2 separate regions of the Homo sapiens genome follow, and region 2 is linked to region 1. The links are chromatin contacts, found by Hi-C or POLR2A ChIA-PET in ENCODE. All regions are on one chromosome and are shown on one strand. Each heading gives the region's core, a stretch centred on a gene start or an enhancer-like site at or near the end of the contact. The rest is flanking DNA. Distances are from core to core; before and after follow the strand shown.

Evidence for each region. Hi-C counts contacts between places; a loop is a spot of excess contacts on that map. ChIA-PET counts read pairs that join two places held with the same protein, here RNA polymerase II (POLR2A). Pooled maps may share reads with other maps.
Region 2: a loop to region 1 is called in a map of CD14-positive monocyte, with 5 times the contacts of the local background. The contact joins the enhancer-like site here to the promoter of EVI2B in region 1. A Hi-C loop is called at or near these places in 10 of 168 maps with a recorded cell type or tissue (B cell, CD14-positive monocyte, CD4-positive, alpha-beta T cell and 4 more), 32 of 37 single-sample maps with no recorded cell type and 18 of 50 pooled maps. POLR2A ChIA-PET finds 5 or more read pairs at or near these places in 17 of 52 experiments (B cell, CD4-positive, alpha-beta T cell, CD4-positive, alpha-beta memory T cell and 11 more).

What each region holds. Positions count from the first base shown.
Region 1 is chr17:31,312,278-31,318,395 of GRCh38, forward strand. It overlaps EVI2B (ecotropic viral integration site 2B), which reads right to left and starts at 1,777. Exons shown (of 2, transcript NM_006495.4): 1 at 1,702-1,777. All of the region lies in intron 36 of NF1 (neurofibromin 1), which reads left to right. It overlaps EVI2A (ecotropic viral integration site 2A), which reads right to left. Exons shown (of 2, transcript NM_014210.4): 2 at 4,133-6,118. The coding sequence ends at 6,026.
Region 2 is chr17:31,491,351-31,497,607 of GRCh38, forward strand. The region is part of intron 3 of RAB11FIP4 (RAB11 family interacting protein 4); the gene reads left to right. Among named protein-coding and RNA genes, the nearest start is that of MIR4724, 40 kb to the right of the region's middle. Within about 2 kb of position 3,828, at least 18 of the 41 ENCODE cell types and tissues checked have a DNase peak (open chromatin) inside an H3K27ac peak, as active enhancers do; they include B cell, CD14-positive monocyte, CD4-positive, alpha-beta T cell and 3 more, where a contact is called at or near this core.

The sequences.
Region 1 (6,118 bases), core at 527-3,026:
GGTGGGCCAATCACTTGAGGTCAGGAGTTGAAGACCAGCCTGACCAACATGGTGAAACCCCGTTTCTACTAAAAATACAAAAAATTAGCCAGGCGTGGTGGTGGGTGCCTGTAATCCCAGCTACTCAGGAGGCTGAGGCAGAAGAATCTCTTGACCCTGGGAGGCGGAGGTTGCAGTGAGCCTGTGAGCCAAGATGGTGCCGCTGCACACCAGCCTGGGTGACAGAGGGAGACTCCATCTCAAAAAAAAAAAAAAAAAGTATGGGATTCTATGACAAAAACACACCATAAGGATCGATGGGAAATTTTTTAATTTTATGAAATATGACAGTGAAAAAAATTTAATATAATTTTATGACTTTATGCATAATGAAATAAACTAAATATTAGAAGTAGAAAAATATATAGACAAGCCTAATCTGAAAAAGAGATAAATATCTTTATTTTCTGACTTCCACAGTAATTACTTAGAAGAAATCCTTCTAAGAGAAAGTCATGAATATTTATTAAGTGTTGAAATGGGATATCACCCACTATGAACATATTATTCCCTGAAATTACAAGTCTATGTAAAATACTCTTTGCAGTTTTTATTTGCCCATTTTACCCACAGCAAGCATCTTTTATGCATATTAACAATTTTCTATTGTTTATTCTATAGGTTTCTTCTATCTTATACTATGTTCTAAAGTCTCAGATAATGTGACATAAACACGTAGATGATATTAATATACGCATGCATGTTTGATTATTGACTAACATTTTTGGCTTAGTAAGCTTTTAAAATGAGCCATAATGTTTTCATGTCATCATTATTAAATATAAAATCTATATGTAAAAAATAAAGCATGTATAATAATAATAGTCAAATACCACATCTGATTTCTTTTTCTTTCTAAATTAAGTGAAAGTGACCATTCTTACTATGCAAACTAAAGGGGATACAAAAATTTTAATTTATGCATTATATTATGTACAGGAAAATTCTATAAAAAGTACATTAGAACTTTTAACAATTAATATTTTGGAGGTTATAAATTCAGTCATAGCCTGTGGAATCTAGTTCTATTTCTAACCCTTAGCTTTATCTGCCATGGCTATAGTTTCTTTTTAATTCTAAAACTAAGGTTAACAAATATGATTGTGGCTGGGAGCGGTGGCTCACTCCTGTAATCCCAGCACTTTGGGAGGCGGAGGTAAGCGGATCACCCAAGGTCAGGAGTAGGAGACCAGCCTGGGCAACATAGTGAAACCCCATCTCTACTAAAAATACAAAAAAATTAGCCAGGCGTGGTGGTGGGCGCCTGTAATCCGAGCTACTTGAGAGGCTGAAGCAGGAGAATTGCTTGAACCCAGGAGGTGGAGGTTGCAGTGAGCTGAGATCGTGCCACTGCACTCCAGCCTGGGAGACAGAGCAAGACTCTATCTCAAAAAAAAAAAAAAATATGTGTGTGTGTGTGTGTGTGTGTGTGTGTGTGTGTGAGATTAAATAAACTTAAAAGGTCTTATACAAACCTAGGTGAAAATATTTTTCTAAGGCAAGCTGAACTGAGTATTTTTTAATTCTATGCAACAAAACCACAAAAACCTGTTATAGACATCTTTAGACTATCAGAGTTTAAGTTTAAAACACTAATGACAGTTTTTAAAATAAATTTTATATAAAGCAAGATCAAACCAAATTGTGTGAAAATTTTCTTACCTCAGCTGTTAACTTCTTTTGCAGAATGCTAAATTCTTGTTCTAACTGGACATTTTGGTGATTTGGCTAAGAAAGGAAAATGGGTGGTTCAATTCAGATTTAAAATGTTCCTCTAGCAAACTGAAATAGTTTCTGTAGAAAAAGAGGAAGTTTATCAATAGCTGGTTCCGGAAGTGCAATAAACCACAAAGTGACTAAGAAATATATTACTTTAACAGAACTTATTTTGAAATACATTTTGGAGCCCTATGATTTGAGTGCTTTTAATTATGTAAATAAATATTTGAGATACTCTAGTAATATGATTATGTAAATTAAATATTTAGGATGGAGTCCCGAAGAGAAAATTACATGTTCTAAGAAGAAAAGCTGCCAGTTGGGTTATCACTTACAGTGAGATTTCTTCTCATAAGAAGTGAGTGATGTGTTCTGTTTACTTGTATGACCTTAGGCAAGACTCTGCACTTCTGAGTCACCGTTTCCTCCTCTAAAGGAATATTTTATTGGGTTATTGTGAGGATTAAATAAGATAGCATAATATAACATGTATAAATGCCTCACCAACTGCAGGTAACCAATAAATGTAATGTTATTTCCTCATAATATAAAAAGTCCAGGGTAAAAGTATAATTACATTATTTTGCAAATGACAGGATCTCATTCTTTTTTATGGCTGAATAATACTCCATTGTGTATATGTACCATATTTTCTTTATCCATTCATCTGTTTATAGACACTTAGGTTGCTTCCAAATCTTGGCTGTTGTGAATAGTGTTACAACAAAAGTGGGAGTGCAGATGTCTCTTTGTACAGTTTTCCTTTCTGTTGGGTATATACCTAGCAGTGGGATTGCTGGATCATATGATAGCTCTATTTTTAGTTTTTTGAGGAACCACCAAACTGTTCTCCATAGTGGTTTTACTGATTTACATTCCCACTAACAGCGTACGAGAGTTCCATTTTCTCCACACCCTTCCCAGCACTTGTTATTGCCTGTCTTTTGAGTATAAGCCATTTTAACTGGGGTGAGATGAGGTATCATTGTAGTTTTGATTTGCATTTCTCTCATCAGTGGTGCTGAGTACCCTTTCGTATGCCTGTTTGCCATTTGTATATTTGTAATTAAATTATTTTGACCAAATATTTTACTAGTGACTTTTGAGTTCAAGTTCTCAACTATTTATTTGATTACCCACAAAGTAGTTACTTCTCAGTGGAAAATAAAATAAATTGGGGATCATTTTTTAAATAAGAAGTTAACTAAAGTTAACTTGTTACTAAAGGGTAATGAGGGGTTGGGGAGATGGTGTTACCAGTTAATAGGTACAAAAAACAATAGAAAGAATGAATAAGACCTATTTGATAGCACAACAGAGTGACTGTCATTAATACCATAATTATACATTTTAAAATAACTAAAAGTGTAATTGGATCCTTTGTAACACAAAGGATAAGTGCTTGAAGGGATGGATACCCCATTCTCCATGATGTGATTATTTCACGTTGCGTGACTGTATCAAAACATCTCATTACCCTTTAAATATATACACCTACTATGTACCCACAAAAATTTAAAATACAAAAAATTTTTAAGTTAACTAAACAAAGTGTATTGAAAGGAGTGAGTCCATCTGAATAAAAATTTCTTTGAGTAAGTCACCTTTCCTCTCTTGAAAAATGGAGATCATAATTCCTAATTTATAAGCTTATTGTGGAATTAAATAAATGTAAAGTGCCTTGGATGATGCATATTATAGTAGGTACGGAATGTGTTAACCCATGCACTGCTTTTTCCTGGTCACTGCGGGAAACACAGGTTATTATGACCTTGTTCTTAACTTCAGGGTACTTATAGCTTGGTGCAAAAAGAATAGTTTTTTTTTATGGGCTCCTACTATAAAGCATAATATAATCAAATGCTATAAAGCTTTTGATTCACTGGTTTTTGGAAGTATTGTTGTTTTTACGGACAGGGTATTGCTGTGTTGCGCAGGCTGGTCTTGAACTCCTGACCTCAAGCAATCCTCCTGCCTCAGCCTCTCGAGTAGCTAGGACTACAGGCACATGCTACTATGCTCGCTGGCTGGCTTATTTATTTATTGTAAAGATGAGGCTCTTACTTTGTTGTGCAGGCTGGCCTCAAACTCCTGGCCTCAGGTGATCCTCCCAGGATTATAGGTGTAAGCCACTGTGCCTAACCTGATTCACTATTTTTAAATCCCTGAATTAAGCTGGTGAACTGTAATACCCAGGGGTAGGGAATGTGTTTTTGTTCAAAACTAAATGACTTTTAAATTTTGAACTCAAAGATATCTTACCTACCATTTTAAAATACCTGTCATTTGGAAAGGAAACACTTCTGTTTGTTCAGTAACTATCATTGGATAGTACCATTCTGAGAGTATATGTTTAATAGCCAAGATAGTGAGTGGTGAATTTTAAATATTCTTTTAAATATCCTTGTGGTAGAAGCTCTCTGGTGAGAAAATGTTTGACCAGTATGTTGAATATGAAAGTAATTTCCTATTTTTATGATGATATTAATTTCTTTTAATTTTCTCTGACACGTGTTTATTTATGACCCTTGATTCAAGGAGTGCTTTGTGTTACTCCTGGATGTACTGGTGCACAATCTCAAATTTTCAATTTTTGCACAGAATGGGAAGTCTGCCCAGTTTCATTTCTAATCTGGGTTATTTTTCCCCTCAAAAGATAACCTGATTTCAGTCACCATGACTGGCATGAATATTCTCATGCTTTCCTTTTTACTTTGTTAACACTTAACTTTATCTGGAATAATATTGTTATGATTTCTCGTTTAGAGAATAGATTTGTTTTTTACAAATTGCTAATAAATTGATAATAAAAATGATGCTTTATTTTTTTCCTCTCATTTTAATAATAGCTAGACGTTTGAATTTGATGACCAAGAGCAGTTATCACCTTGAGAGTTACGTAAAAATTACCAATGCTTAGAGTTCACCCCATTCCAGTTGCATCAGAAGGAAGACATGGGAATTAGGCATTGGTGTTTTTTAAAAACTCTTCAGGTGATTCTGACATGCAGCCAGGGTAAGAATCACTAGCTTAGAAGGGAGAGTAAGATTGTAGTCATACTTGGGAAAAAACATATAAAAAATATTTTTAAAATGGTTACTATATTGCCCGAAATAAATGCCCAGTAAGGGATGAGATTTTTGAAATGTGGCCTGATCTTAGCCCTGTGTTAATTTCAGTAGATATTTGGAAAGTCTCTCAAACCAATTTTTGTAATATATTTAATTGAAGATGGGGGGGTTCTCAACTTAAATGTAAGTCATTATTTTACTTGAAGCCAGTTTCTTTAAAGGTTAAATTATAACCTGAAGTATGCAGTTTTCCAGATTTGAACACACACACACACACACACACACACACACACACACCCCTAATAAATCATTAGGCTACTTGGCATCCTTGAAGTCCAAAAATTAATCAACCTTTGGTACTTGTTGTTAATGTTCCAGTAAGTAGTATTTATAGAAAAGATGAATATTATTAATCATAAACAGTGAAACATACTTTGCGTTTACACTTAGCCTATTGGTGTGGCTATAAATCTTATTTATTTTAGTTGTGCTCTATTTCTTATTGATCTTTACAATGTGTTCTCTAAAGTAATAAAGTGAATGCAAATATACGTGGTCACAGGTTTATTCTGAGTTTTAATTTATTATACAAAAGTAAAGGTTTTAATTTAATATTAATAGTAGAAAAACACTTTCTTACGTGTGCCATATGGAAAGATAAAGGATCTATTCTAAAATTAGCTGTGTTGGTTGATAAGCTGGTGTGGATTCTGCCACATCCAGCAAGGAAGATACCATTAAATTACACAGTTTAGCTCTCTCTATCTATGCATTAGGAATTTGACTTCCATTTGATGTTAAAGCATATACTTGGCTTTAAGGACACACTAAAACTATTCAAAGTTTAATTACATTCAGACAAAGATCATCTAACCACTGTTGCTACATAGGGAATATTTATTTAATTATCCCTTGCTATCTCTATTAATCAGTTTCCTCAATTTATCCTTAAAATTTTCCTCAAATGCTTAGTTATTTTATTATTTGCTTTTTAAAATATTCAGTGTCAAAACAAAAGTACACAGTTTAAATAATTAAGCAGGCATACTTCTCCCTGTCTCACCTGCTTGATTCTAAATTGCAAGGTCTACCATGTCAAATTTTAGATAATCAGAACAACACTTTGGGATTAAATACCAACTGACTTCATTTTTACTCCATAAGCCTTCTCATTGCTACTTTGCATTTTTCTTCACTAACCTATCTGTTTGTTAGTAAGTTTTTCAGTTCCTTCTTCATCTTTTCTTTCCCTTGTAGCTGTGAGCACTCCAGTAGATTGCATCACTAG
Region 2 (6,257 bases), core at 2,578-5,077, 180 kb after region 1:
GCAGTGAACAAAACAGACGAGAACCCCTGCCTTCAAGGAGCTCGCAGGATGGTAGTGAGGCAGGTAGAGCAGTAAAACACGGAGTATGGGAGTTGGCAGGAGGAAGAGCAGGGAAGGGGAGGGAGTGCTGGGTTTCAGAGTCAGACAGGGAAGTCCTCACTGAGAAGGTGACATCCAAACGAAAGAGGTTCAGGCAGAGAAAAGAGGAACTGCAAGGGCCCTGAGGTGGGACGGTGGCTGGCATGCTATGTCTGTCCACAGAACTACAAGACAGGATGTGATTGGAGAGCAAGCCAGGGCTGGGGGGACAGGGGACAAGCTCAGAGAGATGGGGGACCACCCAATGCTGTGACAACCCAGAATCCCAGGAGGAGGAGGAGAGGGGACTGACAGTACAAGTGAGACTAGAAATCCACAGGCACGAGCTGCCTTCCATTGCTCTGCCCTTCTCAGAGCCTCCGCGTCGAGGGGATTTGGGCATTGAGGCATTTCTGGAGGACAGGCTTCTGTGGCCACTGCTGCCACAGACTTCCCTGCCCTCAGCTTGAGTTGGGTCAGACGAGCCTGTCCATGTGAACGTGGAAACATTTCCTGCCAGACTATGCTGTTGCCACCACACGAATCAAACCAGCAAAGGGCACGCCGGCGATGTGCATACAGCTGTGTCTCTGACAGCTGCCTGGGCCTGCCTGCTGTTCCCACGGGTCAGCTCCTGTCGGGTAGGGACAGGTCCTGCTCTCAAGGCTCATAAAGCAGCCAGCAGCCTGCCCGTGTTTTCCGTACTCTGGCCTGTGTCACCCAGGCTGTCTCCTCATCTCTTGTCTGATCCTCAAGGGTTCCCTGGCCTCCCTCTTCACTCCCTCTGCCTGTGGCAGGCAGCAGCACAGTTCTATGGGGTCCTAAGGACCCCAGGGAGTCACTCCCACATTTGAGCAGCAACTTTGGGTTTAGTCTGTCCAGGTTAGGGCCCCAGATCATATATATGTGTGTACACACACGTGTGTTTGCGTGTCATGCGGCATTCGGATGGGGCATCCTGTTCATCCACCCCCCTGCTATGGGGTGGCTGAAGGTTGGGGTGCCCTCTGAGTTTTTGGTGGGTGGGGCTTCAGCAGGGTGTCTTGGCTACCTCTCCTGGCCAGCACATGTTATCCTGGGAGGATTTGTAGCTTTGGGCCTGACCACGGTTCCAAGCACCATGATCTGGAGCCCACACTGGGTGGCAGGCTGCAGAGAAGGTGCCCCCAGAAGCCTGGACTGCACCCTTATCTGTTTTCATTTGGAGCTATTTTCTCATTATCTCATGCCAAGTGTCTGACTACACATGGCAGTCCTTCCCCAAGTGTTTGCAGCTTCATCATAATACTGTTAATTGAATGGAATTTGTCATTGGCCAGCTTCTGTGGACCCCATTCAAGGCTGAGTGGATGCTGGGGGCGCCCAGCTGGCCTTGCTCAGAGGGGTCCCGAGCGTCTTGGTGCTTCAGGAGCTGAGCCCCCCTCAAGAGCATTGATGACAAGAGCTCAGATTCTCAGAACCCCCCTGAGCACCCAGACAACCTTGGTGGTTACTTCTTCACTTTTTCGCATGACCTGGAAAGGAGATGAGACGGGGAGGAGAACATAGGCAACCAGAAGGACGTGCAGCCTACAAGGGTCGTATGAAGGTCAGAGGGGTGGCTGTGATGGCCCAGAGCTGTGGGGTCTGAGTGACCTCCAGCCCAGAACCGCCCAGCAGGCCAGTGCTAGTCATGCCAGCACTTCCAAACCCACTTCTTGACTGACCTTAAGAAATGGGAAGTTTTCCAACTGTTGGTCACATTTTTAATTGATCTAACCTGCTTCATCTTCCCAGACAAGTGGGTTCTTTCCCAACAATGTAAACATTAATTCAGATGAAAACAAAGCTCTGTAGAAGTTATTAATATCTGTGGCTCTGCTCATGGGAGCCTTTCTCTTTTGAGGTACCAGAAAGAGGAAGGCCTAAACAGAACTGGAGTGTGGGAGAGTGGGCGGGCTCTCTCTCTTTAGTCATCTGTGGTCACCCCCCACCCCCCTGCGCTGTGCAAGCCTGATACCATGGAAAGGGAACCCACATTTCAAATAGCTGCTGCTGCTCCGGTGAACTTGGGGTAAGGGAGCTGAGGGGTGTCTACCCTCTGCACCAGACTCAAGTCTCCCTCCTAGAATAGGAGCGAGAATAGCAGCAAGTCCCTGCCCCCTGCTCCCTCGTTTTCCTGGAAGAAATGCCTACCTAAGACACAGACACCTGCATCCCACGCTTTGTCACCCAATGCCTGTTTCCTTAAGGAGAAAAAATGGGCGCCAGAAAACTTCTAGGTCTAGATCCTGGCTCTGTTGCTCGCTAGTTGTGGAACTTTGGACAGGCGACCTCACCCTTCTGATTTCACTTTCCCTGGCCTCACTCTTCACTCCCTCTGCCTGTGGGCAGGCAGCAGCATGGTTCTGTGGGGTCCTAAGGACCCCAGGGAGTCACTCCCACATTTGGGCAGCAGCTTTGGGTTTAGTCTGTCCAGTTTAGGGCCCCAGATCGTATATGTGTGTGTGCACACACGTGTGTGTTTGCGTGTCAGGCAGCATTCAGATGGGGCATCCTGTTCATCCACCCCCCTGCTTTGGGGTGGCTGAGGGTTGGGGTGCCCAACAGGTAGAATGGGGTTGATAATAGCACCTGCCTCGCAGGGTGATGGTGAAAATAAAATGAGCCATGGTGATTTAAGATGCCCAGTCTAGGTTCTGGCCTTTACTTAGTTGACACTCGTGGACGGTTAGATGGTTAGAGAGGCAGGCCAGTTTAGTACCAAAATGCCTTCAGAGTCAGGCTGTCTCTGGGTTCAGATCCTGGCTCTGCCCCTTGCTATTGGTGGAATCTTAGACAAGTTATTTAATTTCTCTGTGCCTCAGCTTCCCCACCTGTAAAACGAGGATGAGGCTAGTACCTCCCTCACAGGGTTCGTGGTAAGAGGATGAGGCTAGTACCTCCCTCACAGGGTTCGTGGTAAGGCTCAAATATGTAAATGTATGAAAAGCACTTAAAACTGTGCTTTGGGGTGAGCTGTTATTCTTAGTTCCTGCAGGCTTCAGCTGGTTTGATTGTTGTGACTAATAACCTTCGCACCTAACAGAATGTCTTGCCGGGGAGTGTCATGGCCCAAACAGGAAGGTGGCAGCGGAAAAACTCCATTACTCAAGGGCCTTTGCAAGAGAAGCAAAACTCTACTTCCTCAGCTTCTGTGGGTTTTTAAATCTTTTTTTTCAATTTTAATTTTAATTTTTTTAAAAAAAAAGTAGAAATGAGGTGTTACTATGTTACCCAGGCTGATCTCGAATTCCTGCCCTCAGGTGATCCTCCCACCGCGGCCCCCCAAAGTGCTGGGATTACAGGCATGAGCCTCTGCACCCAGCCAGCTTCTGTGTTTTTAACAAACCTTGCTCGGGCTCTGCAGATACAGATTCTGGGTCTGGGGTGAAGTGACTAGCATTTGTGTGGCAGTCTGTGAATGAGATGTCAAGCAGCTTCCGAGGTAACAGACTTCTCCCCAGGTTCAGTGAGGGAGACTGTACCTAGCCTGTCCTTCCAGAGGCTGCTCACACTGCCAGGCTGTGGCTGGCCTGCCAAGGGGAGGATGGCCCTCCACACCTCGGCCCACCTGCCCTTCACCTCCAGCCAGGGCCTGCCTGTCCATCCACCTGTGCCTAGCTGGAAAAGCTGGCTTGGAGCAGTGCTGCCCATCTGCCACTGCCAGCCCCCAGCATCTGCCTTATTAAAATGCTGAGGCTCTGGCTGGCCACAAGCCCCAGGAGATTTGGAGAAAAGCCAGACAAAAAGGTGCAGGCTGTGCCACCGCCCAGCCACACTGGGTGACTGCCCTTGGTAGTTAACCACAGAGTCATCCAGCTTGGCTGCCCAGAGGTCTATAGCTCCACTCAGGCGAAGCTGGCTAGCCTGGCCTAGCCTGGCTGGTTAGGTGGGCAGGACAGCCTCCACTTGACTGATTTTTTTTTTTTTTTTTTTTTTTTTTGAGACAGGGTTTCGCATTTCTGCCCAGGCTAGAGTGCAGCGATACAATCTTGGCTCACTGTAGCCTCGACCTCCTGGGCTCAAGTGATCCTCCCACCTCAGCTGCCTGAGTAGCTGGGTGCACCACCACTCCCGGCTATTTATTCATTTGGTAGAGATGAGGTCTCACTATGTCACCCATGCTGGTCTCAAACTTCTAGGCGCAAGCAATCCTTCCACCTTGGCCTCCCAAAGTGCTGGAATTACAGGCATGAGCCACCATGCTTGACTCGTCTGACTGATGTTAGGCAACCTTGAATTGATGGTCTCCTGGTGAAATGAGGGTTCTTGTTGACAAGGCAGGTCTGGCCAACACATTTTTGTATGATTATCTGCACGATTGCATCAGTTATTAGCAAAGAAGGATTTTATAGCAGCAGGTGTGTGCTCATGTGCTTGTGTGGAGTTGTTGACTGCCCTTCACTGCACACACACAGTCTGCGGAACTGTGACTGAATCCCTGTTCCCTACTCACACTTACATGGTATTTTCTGGGATTCTAAGGCACATTCTTTTTTTCCTTTCCTTTTTTTCCATTTAACATCTTAAATTGGAATGTGTCGCACATTTGCGGATTATTATAATTTGACAGCGCCTTTTTCTTGGCATACTTGAAATAACGGTGCATTGTAAAATCAGAGGTGTCTCAGATTTAATGAAATAGAAACTAGGTAACCTCTGGGGAACTTATATAATTTGTCCAGTTCCTCCAAGGATGCAGGTGGAGCCACCTTGTAGTGGTGGCAGATTATATGAGGGGACCCTGATGTGGTTCAAGGGGACAACCTTGGATTGGGCTTAGATTCCAGCTTTATGGCTCGCCAGCTGTGTGGCCTTGGCAAAGTAGAGCGACCTCTCTGAGCCTCGGGATTTTCCTCCCACCACATATGAATCGTGGCTCCACAGTTGTCATGGCTGTGTGCAAGGCAACATTCCCTGTTTCTCTTGCTGGGTATCATCTAAGGTCTGCCCCGTTCCATCTGGGTTAAGAGGGAAAATGAGGGCTGGGAGTGGGTCACTGGCCTTCCCAAGGGAGCAGAGGGAAACTGGTGTTCCAAGGGCTTCTTGACTCAGTTTATAATCCTTGGACATTACTCTTCTTCCCTCGTCCTTCTCCCCCTTTGCCTGAGTTTTCATTTTCACATGTGTTTCCTTTTAGCAATTTTCTTTCAAATCTCTCCTCTCCCTTTCTGTAAAGTCTTCCCACATGTAGCCTCTTTGAAGCTCCCTGGGGTGGGAAAGGGGAGGAGGGCTCTGCCTGATGGCCTGGATGGCACAGACCTCAGAAGCCCAGTGTGCTGTGGTCCCTGCAAGCTTCAGCTCAAGTCCAAGTTCTGGTACCATCAGCGTTGCTAACTGCCATTCCTGTGGCTGCAGGGTCAGCCTGAGTCCACTCCAGTGCACAGTGTTGTCCATGGGGTGCTGGATGTCGCATCGCTGAGAGCATTTGGTATTCTCTGTACCCTCCTTGCTGCGTTAAAATCAGACCTGGTTCAAATCCCAGCCCTGCGACCTTTCACGAATTACTTAACCTCCTTGAACCTGTGTATTCTCATCTAAATAGTGGCTGATGCACAGAAATACCTGGCACACAATAGGTGCTTAGCAGATGCGTGCTTTCCTTGTTCTCAAATGTTTAAGACCCCTTTGTGGACAGGCACGATGGTTCATGCCTGTAATCCCAGCACTTTGGGAGGCCAACGCGGGCGGATCACCTGAGGTCAAGAGTTCGAGACCAGCCTGACCAACATGGTGAAACCCCATCTCTACTGAAAATACAAAAATCAGCCCGGCGTGGTGGCAGGCGCCTGTAATCCCAGCTACCTAGGAGGCTGAGGCAGGAGAATCGCTGGAACCCGGAAGGCAGAGCCTGCAGTGAGCCGAGATCATGCCACTGCACTCCAGCCTGGGCGACAGAGCGATACTCCATCTCAAAAACAAAACAAAAAAAAAACTGCTTTGTGCTTGTTTAGGTGTTAAGGATCTCGGGGAGTGCCAGCCAGTGGCACTGCTCCTGAGACAGACGGAGGAGTTCTGGGCAGGGGGCAGTGGCAAAGGCACAGGGGCCTGTGTGAGCAGGATGTGTCAGGGGCCCCGTCCTTCAGGATGGCTGGGCTGCAGTGGGGTGAGGCAGGACGGAGAGAGAGGAGGAAGAGTGGTGGGGTGGGCACCCAGTC